Regions from separate parts of the Homo sapiens genome. Here region 2 is linked to region 1. A link is a contact called in ENCODE Hi-C or POLR2A ChIA-PET data. All regions are on one chromosome and are shown on one strand. The core of a region is the stretch at or near the end of the contact, and the rest is flanking DNA. Distances in the headings are between cores, read along the strand shown. Region 1 overlaps FRMD4A (FERM domain containing 4A). Region 2 overlaps FRMD4A (FERM domain containing 4A).

Region 1 (7,960 bases), core at 3,733-6,232:
CTTATAGATATTTTCAAGATGAAACATGCTGCCATTATTTAAGTTTACACTAAATGTGCCTTTATAATATTGACTTTGGAGTTTATTAAATTCTTTAATGAGATAATGCGCTTGTACTGTCTAATGACCAGCCGCACTGAAGGACTAGGAGTTGAAAGGAAGAGAGGGGAAAGGTTGAAATGCAACATCTTGGAGGGAAGAAGGTTCTGAGCAGGTGTAGCAACCCTTAGGGTGGACTAGGAGGGTGCTGGGTACCTGGGGCTCTTGGAAACTGGGTTCACCAAGAAGAGGCAGAAGGTGAGGAAGGTGAAATGAGAAGAAACAAGTACTACAGTTTTCTAGAATAGTGTTATAATCTGAGGGCCAGAATCCTCTGGAGGGAGTCAGAGAGCAGTGATGGAGTCCCCAGCTCTGTGTGACTCAGGGCAGTCACATCATCCTGCTGGGCTTCTGTTCTTCAGACCGTAAAAGAAGAAGTGGTTCTCTACCTAAGAAGTCCACTGGTTTTTAAATATTGGAAACTGACTACAATGTAAACAACAACAGCAGCAGCAAAAACAAGAGACCAACATCGTATAAGGTGAACAAACTGATGCCCTTAGCTTCAAGAAGTTCTATTCATTTATAGTAATTAATTTAAAAATGAATTCTTCTAATCAATACAATCACCTGAGGGGCAACAACTTGGAATGTCCAGCTTCAAATGATACTTTTAGATTCCACTGGGAAATGGAAGAGGAGGAGAGTTCCTACACTGGAGATACAGGACCTCATGTGTCTTTTTAGAAAGGAAAGCTCAATGGTAGCGTTATCCTTCAGGTATGGTAAAAGATAAAAGGATTTATCCATAATTGGCCAGGCGCGGTGGCTCACACCTGTCATCCCAGCACTTTGGGAGGCTGAGGTGGGGGGAATCACCTGAGGTCAGGAGTTCGAAACCAGCCTGGCCACCATGGTGAAACCCCTGTCTCTACTAAAAATACAAAAATTAGCCAGGGGTGGGTGTGGGTGCCTGTAGTCCCAGCTACTTGGGAGGCTGAGGCAGAAGAATCGCTTGAACCCAGGAGGGGGAGGTTGCAGCGAGCCGAGATGGTGCCACTGCACTCCAGCCTGAACAACAGAGGGAGACTCTATCTCAAAAAAAAAAAAAAAAAAAGTATCTTTTACCATACCTGAAGGATAATAATGCTACTGTTGCATAAACATGAAGATAAAAACCCACGTCTGTAGGCTACATCAAGCCCATGGCCCACCAGCTTGCAACCTCTTGTCTACACACTAAATAAATAAATAAAGCTTTCTATCATTTTTCAAATGTGTGCAGAGGCTGCTGTGATGAATACAATTCAAGTTTTTTTGAAATTGGTGAGTGAATTTGGAGTAACTTCAGACATTAAATTTTCTCAATCCACAGATATCATTAGTACAATTCTTATCATCTCAGGTTCTACAAAATTTGGAGGAATTACGCAGTGGTCCTCATACTTGTAAAGCCTGAAAATTAATGGACTGGCTGATCTCTGCCCATAACCCCTGCCCCTGCCAAGCACCTGCCCCCTGCTTCTGGAGCAGGTGTCTTATATCACCAAGGTCTTCATATAGGGCCCACCATGGTCTCAGAGGCACAGTAAAGTTAAACAACTTTTAGTTCTTTAAGAATGGAGAGCAAAATTGCAGTAGCAAATTTTACATCTCAAAGCAAAATAAATTTGATATGATTTGATTTTCTTTTTTAAATTTTTTTATTTTTATAATTTCTTTTTATTTTGTTATTATTTTTTATTACACTTTAAGTTCTAGGGTACACATGCACAACGTGCAGGTTTGTTACGTATGTATACATATGCCATGTTGGTGTGCTGCACCTGTTAACTCGTCATTTACATTAGGTATGTCTCCTAATGCTATCCCTCCCCCTACCCCCCACCCCACGACAGGCCCCAGTATGTGATGTTCCCCACCCTGTGTCCAAGTGTTCTCAGTGTTCAATTGCCACCTATGAGTAAGAACATGTGGTGTTTGGTTTTCTGTCCTTGTGACAGTTTGCTCAGAATGATGGTTTCCAGCTTCATCCATGTCCCTACAAAGCACATGAACTCATCCTTTTTTGTGGCCGCATAGTATTCCATGGTGTATATGTGCCACATTTTCTTAATCCAGTCTACCACTGATGGACATTTGGGTTGGTTCCAAGTCTTTGCTGTTGTGAATAGTGCCACAATAAACATACGTGTGCATGTGTCTTTATAGCAGCATGATTTATAATCCTTCAGGTATATACCCAGTAATGGGATGGCTGGGTCAAATGGTATTTCTAATTCTAGATCCTTGAGGAATCGCCACACTGTCTTCCACAATGGTTGAACTAGTTTACAGTCCCACCAACAGTGTAAAAGTGTTCCTATTTCTCCACATCCTCTCCGGCACCTGTTGTTTCCTGACTTTTTAATGATTTGATTTTCAAAAAATAAATCTATATCGTAGCTCATGCCTGTAATCCCAGCACTTTGGGAGGCCAAGATGTGTGGATCAACTGAGGTCAGGAGTTCGAGACCAGCCTGGCCAACATGGTGAAAGCCTGTCTCTACTAAAAATACAAAAAATTAGCCAGGCGTGGTGGCGGACACCCGTAATCCCAGCTACTTGGGAGGCTGAGGCAGGAGAATCGCTTGAACCTGGGAGGCGGAGGTTGCAGTCAGCTGAGATCATGCCATTGCACTCCAGCCTGGGCAACAAAAGCGAAACTCCGTCTCAAAAATAAATAAATAAATCTACATCCTTTGCAAAGGGCCTCTGGCAAAGGGTAGGCAGAATAATAAAAGAAACTAAAGGAAGGAAAAGAAGGAAAAGCGAGGAAAGGGAGAGAAAGGGGAGGCAAGGAAGAGAGAAAGCAATCCTAACACCAGAATATTAACAGAAGCCTCCTGAAGTTGACGGTGGCCTTTGTGCTCTAATGATGATTTTGAGTCTAAATTCATATAAGGTCTGAAATAACTTAATTTTCAAAGTAATGCCATATGTTTCTTAAAAGAATCTCATTTGCTTTAGTTCTTAAAAAGTAAAGAGTAAAGACATCCTGCCTCTTCCACCCCAATTTTCTCCTGAATAGTATATTAAGAAAATATAACGCTTCCCTTTTCGTTTCCACTCTCATATGATGGAAAACTGAATTGAGGTGGCAAATTCTACATCTCTGTGACTGCCTTCATTTCCACCAAGCTCTCTGTTGTCTAGCCATAAAAGGGGCAGAGAAGGTACAGGAAATAACACGCATATTCTGAGATGAAGAGAAAAAAAATCACCTCCTCTCGACGGAAGTGGAAAGCAGTTTCCTGTTAACTTTTATCACCAAGACGACAGCCTGGAAAACCCCGTGAGCTCCGGGCCTGTCATATCATTGTTCTGTTAGGGGAGGGTATGGAGCTCATCCTGAGCTTTCCCTCCCTGCCAGGGAACGGCTGAGTCAAAAACGCCTGCAGAGAAACAGAGCTCAGACCTCTCCACCCGCACGCCCAGAGAGGCATGGTGCACACCGGTGGCACCAGGGACAAGAGCCTCCTGGGAAGATGGGGAGGGCTGAGGGTTTGGATTCAAAGTCAAAATTTTTTTTTCTTTTTTTTCTTTTTGAGATGGGGTCTTGCTCTGTCACTCAGGCTGGAGTGCAGTGTGCAACCACAGTTCACTGCAGCCTCGACCTCCTGGGATCAAGTGACCTGTCTGTCTAAGCCTCCCAGATAGCTGGGACTACAGATATAAGCCACCATGCTGACTAATTTTTTATTTTCTGTCGAGATGGGGTCTCACTATGTTGCCCAGGCTGGTCTTGAACTCCTGAGCTCAAGTAATTATCCTACCCTGACCTCCCAAAGTACTCAGGTTACAGGCCAGCCTCTTCTTCTTTTTTTTTTTTAATCCAGTTTTTGGCTGGGCATAGTTTTTGGCCGGGCATAGTTTTTGGCCGGGCATGCCTGTAATCCCAGCACTTTGGGAGGCCGAGGCAGGCAGATCTGTCTCAAAAAAAAAGAAAAAAAAAAAAAGTGGCTTCTTTTTCTGATTTTCAGGAGAGCCTCAGCAGTAGGTGGCAATGTTGCATTTCCTTAACTACCAGCATGGAGCAGGGAGTGCTTCCAGGGTTCACAAAGAACATTCCAGGTCTCTGGGTAACCAGGGAAATAAATGAAGGCTATGTCTCGGATTCAGAGGGTCTGCATGGACAGTTCCGAGTCTGGCTGTGTATTGACCATGGCTTTATGATGCTTGGATGTCTGTGACCTTGCTGGGCCTGGAGGGACTGCTGGTGCCAGGGTTAGCCAATTTCCAGACCCCAAGACTTCCACATGTCACCATGGATCCAGGGTCCACCCCTCCCACCACCTCTCGGCTCTCACACCCAGGGCCACTATTTCCCTGCCCTCACCACCCTAGGGACACGTACCAGACAACTAGGGGGCAGCCCCCATGCTGCAGAGCCCGCTGAAATTATTTAAACTAGCCAATCCCAAGCCTGCTCTCCCAGCCTTGCCCGTTCCTCCCCAAAGAAACCACAAAAAATGCTCTTGCCCAATTGTTTCCCGGCTCCCCAATGCCTCCCACATGGCCCTGCGTGGCATGGTGTGGCCCCTTCTCCCAGGAACTGAGTGACAATCTTTTCAATGTCTGTCCTCTCCTCATCTGCTGGCCTCACCACAGCTGAATCATAATCAGACCTACATTTTAAACGGGTTTTGGGGGCACACTTAGCAGGACTGAATCTTAGGGCATCTATTTGAGTCTAAAGGAACACTCTAGATGGAGCGCAGACCTTGCTAAGAGGTTTCCTGACTCCACAAGCAACAGCCCACCCAAACTAGCTCAGATGATCCCGACCCGAGAATATTTTATCAGAGAGTCTGAAGGAGAACGAAATAGGTGCTCTGTGTTTATGTGTTTGAGCTTATTAAATATTAAACAGCCTCTAAAGCCTCGGGGAGTCCCGTCCCCTTCTTTGACAAGTGAAAGCCTCTGGTTGCAATAGACTGAACACTGCCTAGTCAGATGGCAAGGGCCCAGCCAGATGACATCAGCCAGGTCTCCTCCTCCATTCTCCCTGCTCTCCCTTTCCCTTCCCCATCCAGCCCTGGGCACTTGGGAATCACTGAATATTTACAGCAAGTGTTAATTAAATGGACCAGTGATTTCATTTTGTAATGAACACAAATGTCACATTTAAAATGCCTACTCTTGGTGGCAAATAAGAGCCATGATAATGAAAGCAATAAGCTGTGAGTTTCTGCAGCCAAGCCTCTGATGCTTAGAATCTCAATGCCTCTAAAATCTTAACTGGGACACCTAGCTGAAATATAGCAAGTTCTGGTTAGCAGGAACCTCATTTTAGATCCATGCCATCATTGTTATTGCGAGTGACAGGAAGTAGCAGCTGCTGTCTCCATCAGCCAGGGAAGATACCAAGAATCCGGCCTGTGGACTTGGCTGTAAAATCCTTCCTCCCCGATCGGACTTCTCCTCTCTTATTTTTTTGCTGCTTGCTTCAGTTTATTGTCTGTGAAACTCAAATTCTGAAGAGGCAAATCTAATCTCTGTTTATTTTCTTACAAGGAGTTGAGATGATCAGAACTACAGGACACTTGGTAGAAGAAAATGTAATTAAAGAATAATCCAGACATGTAGGCTTCATTCTGAGCACAAAGTTGTGCCTATGAAAAGACCACACACACACACACACACACACACACACACATGACGCAGACTTCCTTGGGTTGTGTATATTTTCCTTATATTTTTTTCTTGACCTATTTCTAAAGCTTGCCTGGTGAACAATATCAGAGAGACATTGTTCCCAAGCCTTATAGCACTAAACAATGGTTTGCAGTTCAAGGTGCTCTTGGTCATATATTGACCGCTGCTGGCTGCTTATAATGTGTGTGTGTGTGTGTGTGTGTGTGTGTGTGTGTTGTGTGGTGAGGGGAGTGGGAAGAGGTGAGGCTGGACAGTTAAGCAGAAGTCACATCATGCAAGTCACGCTAAAGATGTCCTTTTCTGAGGATAATGGGAAGCTGGAAAAAAATTATGAGCAAGGATCAGATGAGAATTCTAGAAAGATGCTCAGTGTCTTCATATAGGGGAGTTTGGAAGGGGTCAAGGCCAGACGCAGAGATGAACAAGGAGATCTTGAGTCCAGGAGAGGTTTATGGAAGCCCTAATTACTATTAGGCTGTGTATGGAGAGTAAGAGATGGATAGGGAGCTGTTTAAGATGCAGGAATAACAGCGAGTAGTGACTGAGGGAACAGGAGGAGGCAAGCGGGAGGGAGCGGTGAGGTCAAGGTTGACTCCCAAGTCTCTGGTTTTGGGGGCTGCAGGGGTGATGGTGCCCATCACAAAGACAAGGAGGTGACAACGAAAGGGGAGCACATTTGGATGCAGAAAGACGACGACATCATTAGATTCCAGCTGCATCTGTGAGGAAATGCCAGTCAGTGGAGATGGCCTGGAGCTCGGGAGAGAGGTCAGGACTGGGGCAGAGGACGGAGAGTCTCCAGCAAAGAGACTGCAGTGGCAGCTGTGGATGGGGGTGAAATCACACCAGGGGAAGGTGCAGGGAGAGAAGACAAGCAAGACACGACCTCGTGGACACCAGGGCTCAAGGGACAGCAGAGCAGAGCAGGGAACCTGCCCCGAGCCAGGGACAGAGGGGACAAAGAGGAGGTGGCCCAGGAGAGTGTAGTGCCACAGAGCCGGGGGAACTGAAAGGGAGCATGTTCGAATGAGCCCAGAGCCACAGAAGCCACATGGGAGCAGGGCAGAAGCACGCCTGTGGAGCTAGGGGCGAGAGACCTCCAGTGACCAGGGGGTACGATGGCACCAGAAGCTGGACGACCACAGAATGAGGAACGAGAGGCCTGTGGGGAGGGGGTGACAGCAAGTGCAGACCCATCTCTCGGCGGTTGCTGTGAGCAGAGCAGAAGGGGTAGCAGAGGGCACTGGCTGGAGGAGGCTGTGCATCACAGAGGACGTTTTCTTCAGTTAGATTGGGACGTGGTCACAAAGGGGAGGAATCCATGGAGGAGAAGATAGAGAAAAAGAGAGGAAAGGCTCGAGGGAGAAGCTCTGTGAGGTGACAGAAGGGACTGGGATTGAGGTACACGTGGATCAGTGCGTGCTGGATGATGGGCTAAGGGTCTTCCTCTGAGACGCTCATGCATTTGCGTGTGTGCAGTGAGTGGACTGAGAAGCCACAAAAACACAATTAAAGATACAATTAAGTTTGTGGATAAAGAAGTAGGACTAGGAGCTCCCTGGTGCTGGCTTTTATTTTCTCTGCAGAAACATAAGCAGCAACATCTTCTTAGAGCAAAAGCCTTGAGTATCTGGGACCTGAAGCAAGAGGTAAAACCACAGTGGGGAACAGAGACCCTGAGCAGGCACCCCTGGCAGAACTGGCTAGAGATATGATGATCTGTGTGGGGTTCATCACAATAACCATGAACCAACCTGAAGTTGCATGAACATTTTCCTGAACACACTCAGAAGCTCGGGGGTAGAAATAAAAGGTGTGTGTGTGTGTGTGGCAGGACCAGTCCAACCCTGCGGGTGGGTGTGTGTGTGAGAGAAAGGGAGAGAGAGAGAAAGTGTGAGCAGCAAAGGGAGGTGTGGTCCAGGGTCAGGAAGTAGTTGGAAGGGTGCACAATGGATTTGCACTGAATTGGCCAAAAAATAGGACAGGCAGGGCTGATAGGATCTCAGAAGCTGGAGGAAATGGACGCGAAATTGCCTGAGAACAGGGTTTATCAGTTTTGTTCGCTGCTCTGTCCTTGGCTCCTAGAGCAGTGCTTATGCCAAGGGACATCTGTGAGCCCATAAATGAAGGCATGGATGATGATGCAGAAACAGCCCAGGAGGAGCAGTGAGCAGGCTGCTGCATGCTACAGCTGGGATGATGGTGGATTTGGGCTTGTAAGTCT
Region 2 (7,960 bases), core at 2,070-4,569, 77 kb after region 1:
TGGCATCACCCTCAAAGGAAATCCTTTAGAGAACAAGGCTTCTCATAGATGTCAACTGGCAACCATTCCAATAATCAACTGCCTTGCTACCATACAATTCTAGCCCAAGCAGAGGCCTGCCAAGTGCCCTGTGATTCTAAAGGAAATACGAAAAAGTGTTCTTTTGAAAGTGAAGTGTCTGCCCCAATTTATCCAACTTTGCTGCTAAGGTACACTCTGACATGAAGACTGTGCAGAAACATGTAAACACATTTATGATACTAGCTTCAGTGACCACAGCAGACTATCACTGATATGTATCCTGGCCTGGCGTGGTGGCTCACGCCTGTAATCCTAGCCCTTTGGGAGGCCGAGGCAGGTGGATTGCCTCAGCTCAGGAGTTAGGGACCAACCTGGGCAACATGGCAAAACCCTGTCTCTACTAAAAATACAAAAAAAAAAAAATTAGCCGGGCATGGTGGTGCACGCCTGTAGTCCCAGCTACTTGGGAGGCTGAGGCACTAGAATTGCTTGAACCCAGGAGGTGGTGGTTGCAGTGAGCCAAGATTGCGCCACTGTATTCTACCCTGGGTGACAGAGTGTGACCCTGTCTCAAAAAATAAAAATAAAAAACAAATGATACGTATCCTAATTGTCATGCACGTGGACAGGGATTAAGAGGCAAAAAAATATATATATAGGAGTAGATGTGCAACGCTTTAGGCTTCTGGGTGGTTTACACCACTCCACCTCACCCAAATATGACTTAATATGTTACTTTTTTTTTCAGTTAAAAAAAGTGTAAAAAAGAAACTTTATCTAGAAAGATGAGTGACCCTATTTGGAGAGGTGCAGAGTACCCAGATCAGAGTTGGAATTTAATTTTTCTGGTTTAGGCTTAGATTGGAAACAGTCATAAGACAGCAACTTCAGAACATTCTGCTGCCCACACCACACAGGGACACGGAAAGTAATAGAATTTAACGTTTGGCAAAGTCTTTTCTCTCTCTCTCTTTCTTTCTCTCTCTCTCTCTTTGTGAGATGGAGTCTCATTTTGTTGCCCAGGCTGGAGTGCAGTGGCATGATCTCGGCTCACTGCAACCTCCACCTCCCGGGTTCAAGCGATTCTCCTGCCTCAGCCTCCCGAGTAGCTGGGATTACAGGTGCCTGCCAACACGCTCCTGTAATTTTTGTATTTTTAGTAGAGACGGGGTTTCACCACGTTGGCCAGGCTGGTCTCGAACTCCTGGCCTCACGTGATCTTCCCGCCTTGGCCTCCCAAAGTGCTAGGATTATAGGCATGAGCCACCACACCCCGCCATAGCAAAGCCATTTCTTAAAGACAGTGCAAACATCTTGAGTCAAAAAAAAAAAAAAAAGAAAAAAAGAAAAGAAAACCAAATATGTCTTACTGAGAATAGTTGCTCTTTGAATTCAAAAAAAAGTCAACCCTATTTGCATGTATTGCTTCCTATCACCCTTTTCTCAACATACCACCTTTCTTTCCTCTGTGTCTTTTTGGTTTAGCCACTTGTTGATGTCCTCTGTCTCCCTTTTCTTTCTTGCCCTTTGCAAAATAATTTCTTCTTCCTTCTTTCTTTCTTTTTTTTTTTTTTTTGAGCCAGTGTCTCCCTCTGTCACTCAGGCTGGAGTGAAGTGGCACGATCATGGCTCACTGCAACTTCTGCCTCCTGAGTTCATGCGATTCTCCTGCCTCAGCCTCCCGAGTAGCTGGGATTATAGGCACCCGCCACCATGCCAGGCTAATTTTTTGCATTTTTGGTAGAGATGGGGTTTCACCATGTTGGCCAGGCTGGTCTCGAACTCCTGACCTCAGGTGATCCACCCGCCTTGGCCTCCCAAAATGATGCAATTACAGGTGTGAGCCACCGCACCTGGCCTGCAAAATAATTTCTATGCCATGGTATATGCCTGTGCAGGAGGAGCTGAGAAGAAAGAATCCTAGTTCCACTGTTTAGAATGTTTTTGTTTCATTTGGGTTTTTATTTATTTTTTTGAGAAAGGGTCTTGCTCTGTTGTCCAGGCTGGTGTGCAATGGTGTGATCTTGGCTCACTGCAGCCTCAACCTCCTGGGCTCAATTGATCCTCCTGCCTTGGCCTCCCAGACAAGCACTGGAATTACAGGAGTGATCCAACATGACCAGCTTACCTCATCTTTTTAAGCCTTGTTCCTTGTCTGTACAAGAGGGATAAAATAGCGTCTACCTCTTAGGAATCCTGCAATGATTAAATTAAGTAATGTTTGGAAATTTCTTAGTGCTGTACCTGGTACGAAGTATATACTCATCATAACGTTAGCTGTTAATTATTATCAGTTGTATGGTTTTGGAAATAATATGTGTTGAACCCATAGTCCTTGTAGGACAGGAGGTAGATACTATCAGGCTTACTTTATTTTATTTATTTTATTTGTTTTATTTTATTTTATTTTATTTTATTTTATTTTATTTTATTTTATTTTATTTATTTTTATAGACAGGGTTTTGCTCTGTCTCCTAGGCTGGAGTGCGTTGGTGCTATCATAGCTCACTGCAGCTTCAACCTCCCAGGCTCAAGCGATCCTCCCACCTCAGCCTCCTGAGTATCTGGGACTACAGGCACACACCACCATGCCCAGCTAACTGTGTTTATTTTTTGTAGAGACACGTCTCACTATGTAAATTCTTGGACTCCAGTGACCCTCCCCACCTTAGCCTCCCAAAGTGCTGGGATTACAAGCATGAGCCACCGTGCCTGGCCTAGAGCATTTTTATAGAAATGTAATGCAGTTGTGCAAATTGATCCTGAACCCAGAAAAAAACATGTGTTTTTTAAAACAAAAAGTAAAAAAATAGTCAATTGACACCTGTATTCTCTTAGTTTCCTGAGGCTAATTTACACTGAAACTATTTCAGGGAAGACACTGTGGGGCGGGGCTGAGGGAAGGTACGGTGAGGGAGGAGAGCTGTTTAGTGAGATGTTCACAGGCCTGCCAAAACATTTTTTTAGTCTAGTTACCAATTGCCTACTCGTTGACATCCCCGTGAAAAGCAAGCCACCACGTTGTTTCTGATATTCATTTTTGAGACAATAAATTTACAAGACATTAAAATCAGCAATATTAATGACTCACTAGAATTGCACAAAACAAACAACCTTCCAAGATATGCTTCAGTTAGGAAAATTACCAATACTCCCCAAACCACCTGAAATGCTATCCTTTAAAACTTAGTCATCAGACAGAAAATTTAGATTTCAAAAGCCAAGGCCCTACCAGTGACTTACCGCTGACAGCACGTCTTCCCCGAGCACAGTCCCTTAAACCACAGGACACCCTGAGGATGTCGGATGCGGGACAGCAGCCCCTCATGATCTGACCTCTGACCCAGGCTGTTGTGTGGCTCAGAAGGAAATTCCAAGGCCATGACTACAACTTCCCGGCACAAGTCATTGTTGGTGCTCCCGGGTACTGGGTCACCTCAAGAGACACATCCTTCTCTCCACTTCAGTTTCCTTCACAGAAAAGTGAAGACTCAAAGTCCAATCTAGGTACCCAAACATTGCAAGACCACAAAATCTCAATCATCATAAAGCACATCACAGCCAGGAGGAGATGAATGAATGTCACGCAGTTACAGCAACCTCAAGAAATTTACGGGAAATACACACATGGAAAGAAAGGACTTCAGGCAATTTAAAATCTGTTAAAACATTAATCCCTGCCCTGTAATCCCAGCGCTTTGGGAGGCCGAGGTGGGCAGATCACTTGAGGTCAAGATCAGCTTGGCCAACATGGTGAAACCTCTTCTCTACTAAAAATACAAAAATTAGCTAGGTATGTTGGCACCTGTAATCCCAACTACTGGGGAGGATGAGGCAGGAGAATCACTTGAACCTGGGAGGCGGAGGTTGCAGTGAGCTGAGATCCAGCCATTGCACTCCAGCCTGGGCAACAGAGTGAAACTCTGTCTCAAAAAACAAACAATCAAAAAAATTAGATACATACAGATAGTGTAATGGTTACTACAGTGGAGTCAGTTAATATGTCTATCATCTCACATGGTTACTTTTTTTGTGGGACTAGAGCAGCTAAAATCTATTTATGTAACAAAAAACCCTAACACAATACAATTTTAACTTTAGTCCTCATGTTGTACATTACATCTCTAGACTTGTTCATCCTCCTTATCTACTGTGGTTCTGTATGTATCTACACATCTATGGGTATCCAATAGCGTTATGATGTAAACTTCAAATATACACAATCATATTTTTTGTTTGTTTTTTTGTTTTATGTTTTTGAAACAGGGTCTCACTCCGTGGTCCCAGCTGGAGTTCAGTGGCATGATCACAGCTCACTGCAACCTCTGCCTTCCTGGGGCTCAAGAGATTCTCCCACCTCAGCCTCCCAAGTAGCTGGGATTACAGACGCAAATCTCCACACAGGGTTAATTTTTGTATTTTTTGTAGATATGGGGACTCGCCATGTTGTCCAGGCTGCTCTTGAACTCCTGGGCTCAAGTGATCTTCCCACCACAGCCTCCCAAAGTTCTGGGATTACAGATGTGAGCCACCACTTTCAGCCCATATAGATATATATGTAATATATATAAAATAATATATATTATATATTATTATAATGTATATGATATAATTATGATATATAATACATAATAAATATATAATATATAATATAATATATAATAAATATATATAATATAATATATAATAAATAACATATAATATAATATATAATAAATAACATATAATATAATATATAATATATAATATAATATGATATATAATAAATATATAATATAATATATAATAAATAATACATAATATAATATATAATATATAATAAATAATACATAATATAATATATAATGTAATATATAATAAATAATATATAATATACAATAAATAATATATATAATATAATATATAATAAATAATATATATATAATAAATACTATATATGTTTATTAATTCACCTATCTGGGCATGGTGGCTCACCCCTGTAATCCCAGCTACCTAGGAGGCTAAGGCAGAAGGATTGCTTGAGCCCAGGAGTTCGAGACCAGCCTGGGCAACATAGTGAGACCCCATCTCAAAAATAAAATTCATCAATTCCCTGTCCACACTTCACTTATACCAGGGAAATAACACTTATTACAAAAGTGGGCAAGTGGGATCTACCCAAAACCTTTAAAGGCCAAAGGTTGATTGTAATTTTTTAATAAAATTTTTAATACAAATTTTTATTTTATAAAAATTTTATATAACCATTTTTATTATCATTGTAATATGATTTTTATGATAACTTTTCCCTCTGGTTTATCTCAAGCTTACTTTTGTTCGGTTCTCAAGTGATACCATATTGAAGTAAGATGACGATGGAAGGAAAGGAGACACAGGCATGAGACACCAGAAGCCTCATTCAGAGAGGATGACCTTGTTCCTATTTTGCTCTATGACCTCTGGCAAACGATTCCACCTGTCTTTATTGTGACTCTCCTGGATTTAAAAAAACATACGCAGGTGTGGCCAGGCACGGCGGCTCACTACTGTAATGCCAGCACTTTGGGAAGCAGAGGCAGGAGGATCATTTGAGCTCAGGAGTTTGAGACCTGCCTGGGCAACATGGCAAAACCCAAAAACAACAATATGAAAATTAGCAGGGCATGGCGGTGTGTGCCTATAGTCCCAGCTACTCGGGAGGCTGAGGTGGGAGGATTGCCTGAGCCCAAGAGGCAGAAGTTGCAGTGAACTGAGATCAGGCCACTGCACTCCCGCCTGGGCAACCGAGTGAGATCCTGTCTCAAAAAACAAAAAACAAAACACATGCAGGTGTGTCCTTCAGGTTCTTGGTGGCTGGATACAGCTGCAGCTTATACACCAGATGGAAGTTATTAAGTGAGTGGCTCTATTAGAAACAAATTAACATGACAATATTGATGTAATAGAAAATGGAAATAGCAATGCATTCTTCAAAGCTCAACCCTCTGCGGGTTTGCACTTCAAGTCATAACCCGGGCTGGCGTTTTACTTGCGGATCTTTGGAAAGCTCATCCTAGGGACGCTGCTGCTGCTGCTCATGCAGCAAAAGGAAATTCGGTTTTCTCTGATCATGCAAAAGAGAAGTCCGGGTGTGGGGACCCAGCGGTCTATGTGATTCAAGCCACAAGTCCTCCAGGCCGAGCAATGAACCATCTCCACATGAATGCTACAGGGCAGCGTGTCAGAAAACATTAATAATCAGTCTCTGGGCCTAAAGTGTAGACGATGAGGCGTGGACCCAGGCAGGTAAGAGGCTGGTACAACAGGAAGCTCTCCTGAGGGCGTTATGGCATCTCGCTGAAGAGGAACTCCTACCCACAGCTCAGTTGTGTGATGTGGGGAGGTGGGTGCACTTTCCACCTTCCAACCAAACAAGCTACTGGCGTGAATGATGGACAGGTGCGACAGATGTGGAAGGCCAAGATTCCGCTGGGGCGGGTCCACAATCACCCTCCTCACGCCTGGCAGCCAACGCTCTGACTACAATGACAAGGGCAGATGGACGCTGAAAGACGCAATGGCATGGGCCCCAGAATTAGGTCCTGCACCATGGACACCATACTGGGGAGCACAGGGCAGAAGCCGCTCACAGGTGGCGGGCAGGTGTACAAAGAACTCCAGGCTCCTGGGGGGCAGCAGCGCTTTCTGGGTGACATCCAACTAGCTGGACCCCTAAAATTTGGAGGAACCTGTTTCCTCCTAGGTTCTGCCACTGTTAGAGTGTTTTCTGAAAACGGGATTTTCTTTACCTCCATTTCGAGTACATTATCAGGATTTTAACCCACTATTCTACCGGAAATACACACAATTAGGAAGATTTATTCACAAGCCCTCATTTACAACACAACTGCAGGTTTTACTTTTCATCCAAGCCTGGAAACACGGATATCTTTGGTTCTGCAACTGGAGCAACCGGAGTCTCTGAAGAGCTACAGAGCCTTAATCCTACTGAGCACTGGATTGTATTATTATTATTAATCATTATTATTAGGAGAGGGGCTGGGGAAGGGAATAGAGCCTAATCCTTACAAAGGAAAGGGAGCTGGGAATCTGGATCAGAGAGGGAGTGCTGTGCAGTCTGAACAGAGGCAGAGGCTAATGGGAACAGAGATGGGTGGCAGAGAGCAGCCCTTGGGCAGATCTGGACAGAGGCCTGAAGGCCCCAGAGGCCAGTCCTGCTGTGGGTGCAGAGTGAGATTCTTCCTTCTTTACATATTGCTGCTAGCATCTGTGAAAGACGACTGTCTGAACATGGATAACAGGCTCTCTGACATCGGCCTCACCTCACCAGATCCCTTTTTTTCAAATACTCTCCTTCCCATCGCTCCTCTCAGTTTCAAGAGTGGGCCACCTGGGACTTTTAGAGTCTGTTCCTCCAAGGACCATCCTCTCCCTTGCCGTGGGGCCTGGCCCATGCTGTTACCTTTGCTTGGAGGCACATTTTTCACTCAAAGTCCAAAGCCCATCGCTGTGGTCTCCTCTACGCCATGCATTCAGCCCGGTGCTGGGGACACAGGTGACCCAAGGAGCCGTGGTCCTGTTTCTTGCTGATTACTGGCTTGAGAGAAAGATGCCACACACCTTCTCCTCCTGAGAGGCAGGTCCACAGCACTATCTGGCAGCTACCCTGGGCTGTCACGCTCCGTCCTCCCCTCCCCTCCCCTCCTGCTAGGACACCTAACATCAAGACCGTGCTGGGTTGCCGCCACTGCCATCATGCCAGCTCCTGGGTCTCAGTGAGGCTGAGGACACTCCAGAACGGGAGGCAAGCCCATGTGGGAGATGACTGGACCCATCTTCATTCAACGTTCAGTTATTGAGTTCTATAACAATAGAACTCAACTCAGCACAATTTACATTGACATATCACGCCTTAGGCGGGAAGGAGAGCAGCTCGAGGGGAAAGCTGCCATTGTGAAGA

What was found. A loop is a pair of places that touch in the nucleus more often than their neighbours do. ChIA-PET counts read pairs that join two places held with the same protein, here RNA polymerase II (POLR2A). Pooled maps may share reads with other maps.
Region 2: a map of endothelial cell of umbilical vein shows a loop between it and region 1 (4-fold over the local background). The contact joins two enhancer-like sites. A Hi-C loop is called at or near these places in 6 of 168 maps with a recorded cell type or tissue (B cell, OCI-LY7, dorsolateral prefrontal cortex and 3 more) and 4 of 50 pooled maps. POLR2A ChIA-PET finds 5 or more read pairs at or near these places in 4 of 52 experiments (CD4-positive, alpha-beta T cell, CD4-positive, alpha-beta memory T cell, T-cell and 1 more).

Annotation. Positions count from the first base shown.
Region 1 is chr10:13,783,854-13,791,813 of GRCh38, forward strand. The region is part of intron 5 of FRMD4A (FERM domain containing 4A); the gene reads right to left. Among named protein-coding and RNA genes, the nearest start is that of PRPF18, 200 kb to the left of the region's middle. RefSeq lists enhancers at 3,591-3,640, 4,456-5,046. Within about 2 kb of position 4,983, at least 25 of the 41 ENCODE cell types and tissues checked have a DNase peak (open chromatin) inside an H3K27ac peak, as active enhancers do; they include endothelial cell of umbilical vein and heart left ventricle, where a contact is called at or near this core.
Region 2 is chr10:13,862,997-13,870,956 of GRCh38, forward strand. The region is part of intron 2 of FRMD4A (FERM domain containing 4A); the gene reads right to left. It also overlaps the pseudogene NUTF2P5. Among named protein-coding and RNA genes, the nearest start is that of FRMD4A-AS2, 120 kb to the right of the region's middle. RefSeq lists an enhancer at 7,802-7,960. Within about 2 kb of position 3,320, at least 13 of the 41 ENCODE cell types and tissues checked have a DNase peak (open chromatin) inside an H3K27ac peak, as active enhancers do; they include endothelial cell of umbilical vein and heart left ventricle, where a contact is called at or near this core.